2 separate regions of the Mus musculus genome follow, and region 1 is linked to region 2. Evidence: chromatin contacts called from ENCODE Hi-C data. All regions are on one chromosome and are shown on one strand. The core of a region is the stretch at or near the end of the contact, and the rest is flanking DNA. Distances in the headings are between cores, read along the strand shown. Region 1 holds the start of Marf1 (meiosis regulator and mRNA stability 1). Region 2 holds the start of Clec16a (C-type lectin domain family 16, member A).

The links. Hi-C counts contacts between places; a loop is a spot of excess contacts on that map.
Region 1: a map of heart shows a loop between it and region 2 (13-fold over the local background). The contact joins the promoter of Marf1 here to the promoter of Clec16a in region 2. A Hi-C loop is called at or near these places in 7 of 37 maps with a recorded cell type or tissue (gastrocnemius, heart and v-Abl transformed pro-B cells).

The regions. Positions count from the first base shown.
Region 1 is chr16:14,157,685-14,161,120 of GRCm38, forward strand. Marf1 (meiosis regulator and mRNA stability 1) reads right to left here and starts at 1,590. Exons shown (of 27, transcript NM_001081154.2): 1 at 1,460-1,590. It overlaps Mir484 (microRNA 484), which reads left to right and starts at 1,942; the gene lies at 1,942-2,008.
Region 2 is chr16:10,543,491-10,546,758 of GRCm38, forward strand. Clec16a (C-type lectin domain family 16, member A) reads left to right here and starts at 1,849. Exons shown (of 23, transcript NM_001204229.1): 1 at 1,849-2,152. The coding sequence starts at 2,073.

The DNA.
Region 1 (3,436 bases), core at 340-2,839, 3.6 Mb after region 2:
AATCCAGAAATCCAGGTTTTATATCACCCAACACACTCCACTCTTATTCATAAGAACTTGTTATAATCACAGTGTTCATAATTTCAGCGTGCTTAAATCTTTCAAAGCCAAATCCTAAAATGAACTACCATATCTACCACTTCACTGAGAAACAGAAACGTTTAAAATAAAGTTTCATAGCTAGCTTCAGGTCAAAAGGCTCACCTACCTCTTTCTACACCAAGGTGCCTTCAATATTGCTCAAAGAGCCAGGAGTGGTAGCTCAGGAGGCAGAGGCAGGAGGATATCTGCAAGTTTAAGGGCAGCCAAGTTCCAAGCAGCTGTGGTTACACAGTGAAACTCTGTCGATAGATAGACAGATAGACAAGGCAGGCAGGCAGGCATATATAGACAGATTACTCAGTTCAAACAAATATAAGGAAAAACATTAGTGGCCTGCAGCCTAAAAATTTCCCAAATATTCCTAGGAATTCCATTTAAGCAGCCGAATCAGTCAGGGGAAGTTCTAATGTGAGAGAGTCTTCCTTTCTGAAACTCAGTTTCTGAGCAACTTAGACAGTGGCTGAGAATGCAGTGTGCAACATTGTACTGCCTGCATGTTGGTTCTGAAGGCCACCTATCTGTGCTGCTGTGGGCATGTCATCTTTATAAACATAAGGCCCATCTCTTGTGAGTCTAATCATCATAGCAACCCCCTCACTTATTTATTTGTAGTTTGGTGACAAGAGATACCTGAGGATGAATTATTTCCCAAATGACCTCCCCCCTGCCACAAACTCCCAGTCCTATGTATTTGCTCGTCTTCTACCTTTTAACTAAAATGACTCTTTTTTCTCCAATAGAATATAAATTCCATAACAATATTGACTGTATGTGAATATACGGTATCCCAACCTTCCAACTCAACTGTGCCTCACAAATATCAATAAATGACCCTGGACAAATGTAGAGCTCACTGAAGGTGAAGAAAGACCATTTAGCTGACAATTTCCTTGTATGCAAAACAGAAAGATCCTGGAAAGTCCAAAAGATACTAGTGCAACTAGAAAGCACCACGTTCGTGCTAGAATTAATTGGGGAGGTGGCTGAAACTGAAACTGCATCCAAAGTGGCTATTAAAACAAAAACAAAAAAACAATAAGGGACTCAGCCACACAACTGTCCTTTTTCTCAACTTTCCAACTTTGCACATCCTGCGAAGGTTGCTACTGACACCTGGAGGGCCGGGGAGCGAGCAGGAAGACAAGCGCCAGCTGGGACTAAACGCCTCGGAAGAGACCGGGGGAGCACTGGAGAGCGACTTTTTCGCACGGCCCCTTCGGCAAGTCCCAGTCCCGGTCCTTCAATCCCAGAAGCATCAGTCTGAGGGGGGAAAAGGCGTCGTTTCCAGACCAGCTACGTTGCTGATCAGAGCATCCGGTACGCCCTAGTGGAGTCCCGGCACTGACAGAGGACTCACCTCAGCCACTAGCTCCTTCTTGGCTCACATTCCGACACCGCCGCCTACCCCCCACCCCCCCCAGGCCCTTTATTTTGATTCCCGACTCCGCAGCTCCCGCCGCCGCCGCCAAGCGCTCCCTCCACTTCCGCTTCCGCCCCGCCCCGCCCCTGTCGCAAAACCGATACGCTTCTCTACTACTAGCCCCGCCCCTCTCTCCGAGCCTCCCTGCCTCACCTCTTCCTCCATAATACCACACCCTTCCTCTGCTCCGCCCCCTATGGCCGCTCCCTTTCTCCGCCCATTCCCAGCCCGTCCCCACTCCGCCCAGTCGCTTCCTCCAGTAGCCCCGCCCATTCCCCCGTCCCTCCCTTCCCCTTTCTGGCTCCACCCCTCCCTGAGTCTCGCCCAGTCTTTTCTTTCGCCCCGCCCTCGCCTCCGCGTATTTCTCCGCGCAGGGCACGCTGGGAAGTGGGGGGGGCGGGGCCTCGCGGCCCTGCAGCCTCGTCAGGCTCAGTCCCCTCCCGATAAACCTCAAAATAGGGTCTTACCTAGGGGGCTGGCGGCGTATTTTTTTTAGCAGGAACCCCAGTTTAGGAGTTCTCACTACTGGTTTGATGACGCCATGTCGAACGGATCTTCCAGGCGAAGAACTAGGGAGCTTTTGTGATGGAGTCAAGGAAAGGCTTGCCAGATGGGATTTGTTAGGGTTCCGCTCTAAAAGGTCTTGGGAGCGAGGACTAAGGAGAGAAGATTAATGTGAAATAAAGTATTAATGCTCTGCCTCGTCACGTGATAACCCTTATTTTTACAAATTAAATCGTGCACGTTGCACTGCATCTTTTAGCGCAACCTAGTGGCCAGTGGAGAAAGAACAGTTAAACCTGCCAAATGGGCTTTTGGCAAAGTCCTCCCTACCTATAGCAGTTTCAGTGCTGATCAAGTACATGCAAAGACTGCTGCTGAATATTGACACCAACAGTTAAGAGTACATGATATCCTTACCCAGTTTTATTTTTTCTTTTCAGAGACAGTGTCTCACTTGTGTAGCCTTGGGTTGGCCTGGAACTTGCCCCGCAGACTATGCTGTACTCGAACTTGCAGTCCCTTGCTTTCTGAGTGCTAGGATTAAAGGAGTTTGTGTCACCTGGCAAACGTTTTGTTTTAATAAACCTAGTGCTTTGTAACCAATACTTTTCAGATGACAGGTTGGCCACGAAAAAGAAGATGCTAAAGTTATAAGAACTTTGTGAAATCAAAAATACTTCATGTTTTAAACAGATAAACTGTTCTGTATCCTCGCTACCCCTATCCCCAACCCCACTGAGCCTTGAAGGCTTCACTTTTACTTGACCTAAATATGAGTTGGGTTTTTTTGTTTGTTTTTCCAGACAGGGTTTCTCTGTGTGATAGCCCTGGTTGCCCTGGAACTCTCTGTACACTAGCCTCAAACTCAGAGATCTGCCTGCGGTTGCCTACAAGTTCAAGAAGTAAAAGCATAACCTTTATTTAGAACCATGCCTGGCTTAAATATGAGTTTTCAGGATTCCATAGGGGGAAAGATAATTTCTGAAATTTCTAGCTCTTTGCTGCTTTCTGTTACAAGTTAGGAAAAAAATATAATCTAAATGTAGGCACAGTATAGAATGTCCTAGCTGGTTATTACTTTAAAATAGTTATACTTAAAAGTCTGCCAGAAGCCGGGCAGTGGCGGCGCACGCCTTTAATCCCAGCACTTGGGAGGCAGAGACAGGCAGATTTCTGAGTTCGAGGCCAGCCTGGTCTACAAAGTGAGTTCCAGGACAGCCAGGGCTATACAGAGAAACCCTGTCTCGAAAAACAAAACAACAACAACAACAAAATTAAAAGCACTACCTACTATTTAATAAAAGTAGGTTTCAACTTTTTGCCAGAAGTAGTGGCACAGTTCCAGGGCAACTAGAACTGCACAAAGAGACCCTGTCTCATTAAAAAAAAAAAAAAAACCAACTTCCTTTT
Region 2 (3,268 bases), core at 599-3,098:
CCCGGATGGAAAGTACCACAAGCAGGTCAAATCTTCTGCCAATAAGGCTGCTTATTGTTTCTATTATTTTGCAGTCCATGTTTAAAACCAACCAACCAACCAACCAATAATGCTAAGTATATATCTGCTCAGATTCTTCGGTTTACAGACCACCTTTGTGCTTCGTCAGGAGGATGAGTTTGCGAGGGATCAAAACCAAGGTCTGTGTGTGCAAGATATAGACGAGATGTAGCTCTACATCTGTTTTTGAAAACAACAACAACAACAACAACAACAACAACAACAACAAAACCCAAACCCTGAAAACCCAGGGTCTCACCATGAAGCCTCTGGGTGCCCTGAAATTGGCTATAGACCAGGCTGTCCCAGAACATGTAGAGTTCCACTGCCTCTGTCTCCTGAGTTCTGGGATTAAGGTCTATCCTCAATTCTTACAAAGGCCTTTAATCTAAGTCACACTTAGGTTTATAGGAGCTGGACAAGGCAATGTAGTATATTCCCTTTTCACAGATGAGGAAAACAAATTCCAGAGAAATGGATTCTCGAAGCTGCTGAGTCTCTGTCATTTCCTTTGGAGGTCAGACATGTTCTTGTTCTTTCATGACTTTTACATGGGAAACCATTAGCCTGATGCCAGTCTACATCTCTCTAATTCTTGGAAGCAATGCAAACCATTCACTCTATCAATATTCATCTAAAAACGTGCTATGTGCAAATCTTGTCCTGGGCCCTGGAGAGAACATTGGTCCCTGACTCAACTCTTTTCCTAGGACAGTCAATGGGCTGTCACAGGGGTTAAATAGCTATGAGATGTAGAAATGAATAAATGAGAGGGTGTGGGGCACAAAATCTTGCTTCCCACCGAGGTTCCCACTTCCAGTCTGGGAAGGAAGTCCAGGTGTATGTAACCTTTCATGGAGATCTTGGAGTTCTCTTTCTTTCTTACTGAATTAGTTGGGAAATGGCATGAGTTTTCAATAATGACCAGAGGAAACCTCTGAAAGTTCATCGTGGTTAGCTTTACAATGCTGCTCACATCTTTACAAAATGTTTTAAGACTAATGTGCAAAAGAAAAAGGTTGTAAGGACAAACCAGAATGTTACTGATTGGTTTTGTCAACAGAAGCAAATAAGGGTACCTGGGCTTGAATCCTGCGTCTGTCACACATAAAGTGCCTCTGTGACTCAGTTTCCTGAATTGTAAAATAAGGTTAATAACAGCATCTACTTCATATGGTTGTGAGAATTAAATAATTAATCACTTAGGATAATGACAAATGATAATGTACTACTCAATGCTTTTTATTTTTAATTCTTATTATTGCGATATTGAAGGTTGCATCCATAATGCATAAGCCACATTCCCACCCCTTTAAAAAATTTTTTTAAAGAGTTAGACCCATCAAAATGGCTCAGCTGTTAAGCAAAGATGCTGACAAGTCTGAAGATCCGACTTCAATTCTCAGATCTCAAATAGTGGAAGGCGAGAACTTGCTTTCCAAAGTTTTACAGACTCTAAGTGCGTGTGTGTGTGTGTGTGTGTGTGTGCGCGCGCGCGCGCGCGCACGCGCACGTAATACTTTTTAAGAGAACTAAACCTTGCCAAATTGCCAAGGGTGGTCTCCAATTTTAGCTGGGGTTTCGAGACACTCTTCTAATCACAAAGCTAACAATAAATAAGGTCAGATAGTCTTACTCCGATTTCAGCAAACCGTTTCCGCCCACCTTGACAGTGCCCAGCCTCTTCCTTCCTCTTGTCCCGCCTCCTCTGGACGGTCGCGCGAGTCATGCCGGTCCTTGTAGTCCGTTCGCAGAGTCCTGTCGTCAAGAGCCTCGCCGGAGAACTTCATTTCCCAGATTTCCTCGCGGCGGCGGCCGTAAAGCGCGGCGGTCGAACGGCCGGTTCCGGCTGAATGTCAGTGCGGGGCTTTGGGCTGGGGAGCAAGGTGCTTGGCAGTCTCTCCACCGCCCCCGCCGCCGCTGGCTGGGCTTGAGATGTCGCCGCGGACACCGGGCCGCTGGGCGGCTCGGACATGAAACCGTGAGGCAGGCGACAGGGCTGGTCTGCGGACATGTTTGGACGCTCACGGAGCTGGGTGGGCGGGGGCCACAGCAAGTCCTCCCGCAACATCCACTCCTTGGACCACCTGAAGTGAGTGTGCGGGGCGCGCGGCGGGAAGGCCGCGGGGCCGGGCGCGGACGCCCAGACGCGGGCTTGGCTTGCGGGGCTCGGAGGTGCGAGGAAGACAGGGGTGCCGCGGGAGGGTTGTATGTTGGTTATCCGCAAGGCTTTGGAGTCAGGGCACCTGGCTTCGAACCCTGACTCTTTCACTTCTGGCTCTGTGTGTGACCTTGGACAAGTCGCGTGATTTTTCAGTCTCCAGACACCTAACCTGAAAAGTAAGGGCATCGTTGAGTTTTCGTTTTGTGGGCTGGAGTTGTCTTGATGTCCCGGGGACAGACAGTGGCCACTGGGCTTCTTGGGGTAGCACTTCTTGGACTGCATAGTTACGAGGCCATTGACCCGGCCAGATCTGGATTCGATTTTAGTTAACAGTATGCATTTAGGCTTCAGTTTCCTTCACTGTAAAACGAATAGAGTGACAGTACCACTTTTTGTGGTTATTTTTAGGATTGGTTGGATAAGAGAATGAAGAAAACGCACAGAACATGTACAAGTGCTCTAAAAAGAACATTGATTAAAAGAACACAAGTATTTTCAGAAGGAATTCTAGAGGGATAGTCAGCAGTAGCACCTTTAGAGAAGACAGGAGGCTTACAGAGTCCTGGGGAAACAGGGAAGTACACAGAAGAGGCTAGCTTTGGAGTTAGACCTGTGTTCAAATCCTGACTTAATGACTGTAGCTTTGGGCATATTTTCTCTCTCTGTCCTTCCAATTTGCCATTACCAGCTGGGAACTGGGAACTGTACAAGAATTGGGTAATGTTGAGCATGTTAAGTGATTGATTCAGGATTGCTCTACAGGAGTGGCTAACAGAGGCACTCAAGCCTTCCCAGCCCATTCCAGTTCCTTTCTGTCTCTAAGTTCCAGTCATTATACCCTTGCTGTCTTCTGTGGCTCTGTTTATTTTCACTTCCTTTCTAGCTTTTGTTAAACTGACACTCCCAAGACGGGAGAACCTGCTTGGTTTCTTTGCACTTATATTGCCAGAGGATTGGAAGGGACTACAAAGAGAGAGTGGTAGAAGACAGAGACCTTAGAGAAATGAGAGGCTCCAGGGAGAGAACTGGAGGTGGAGGTACCAA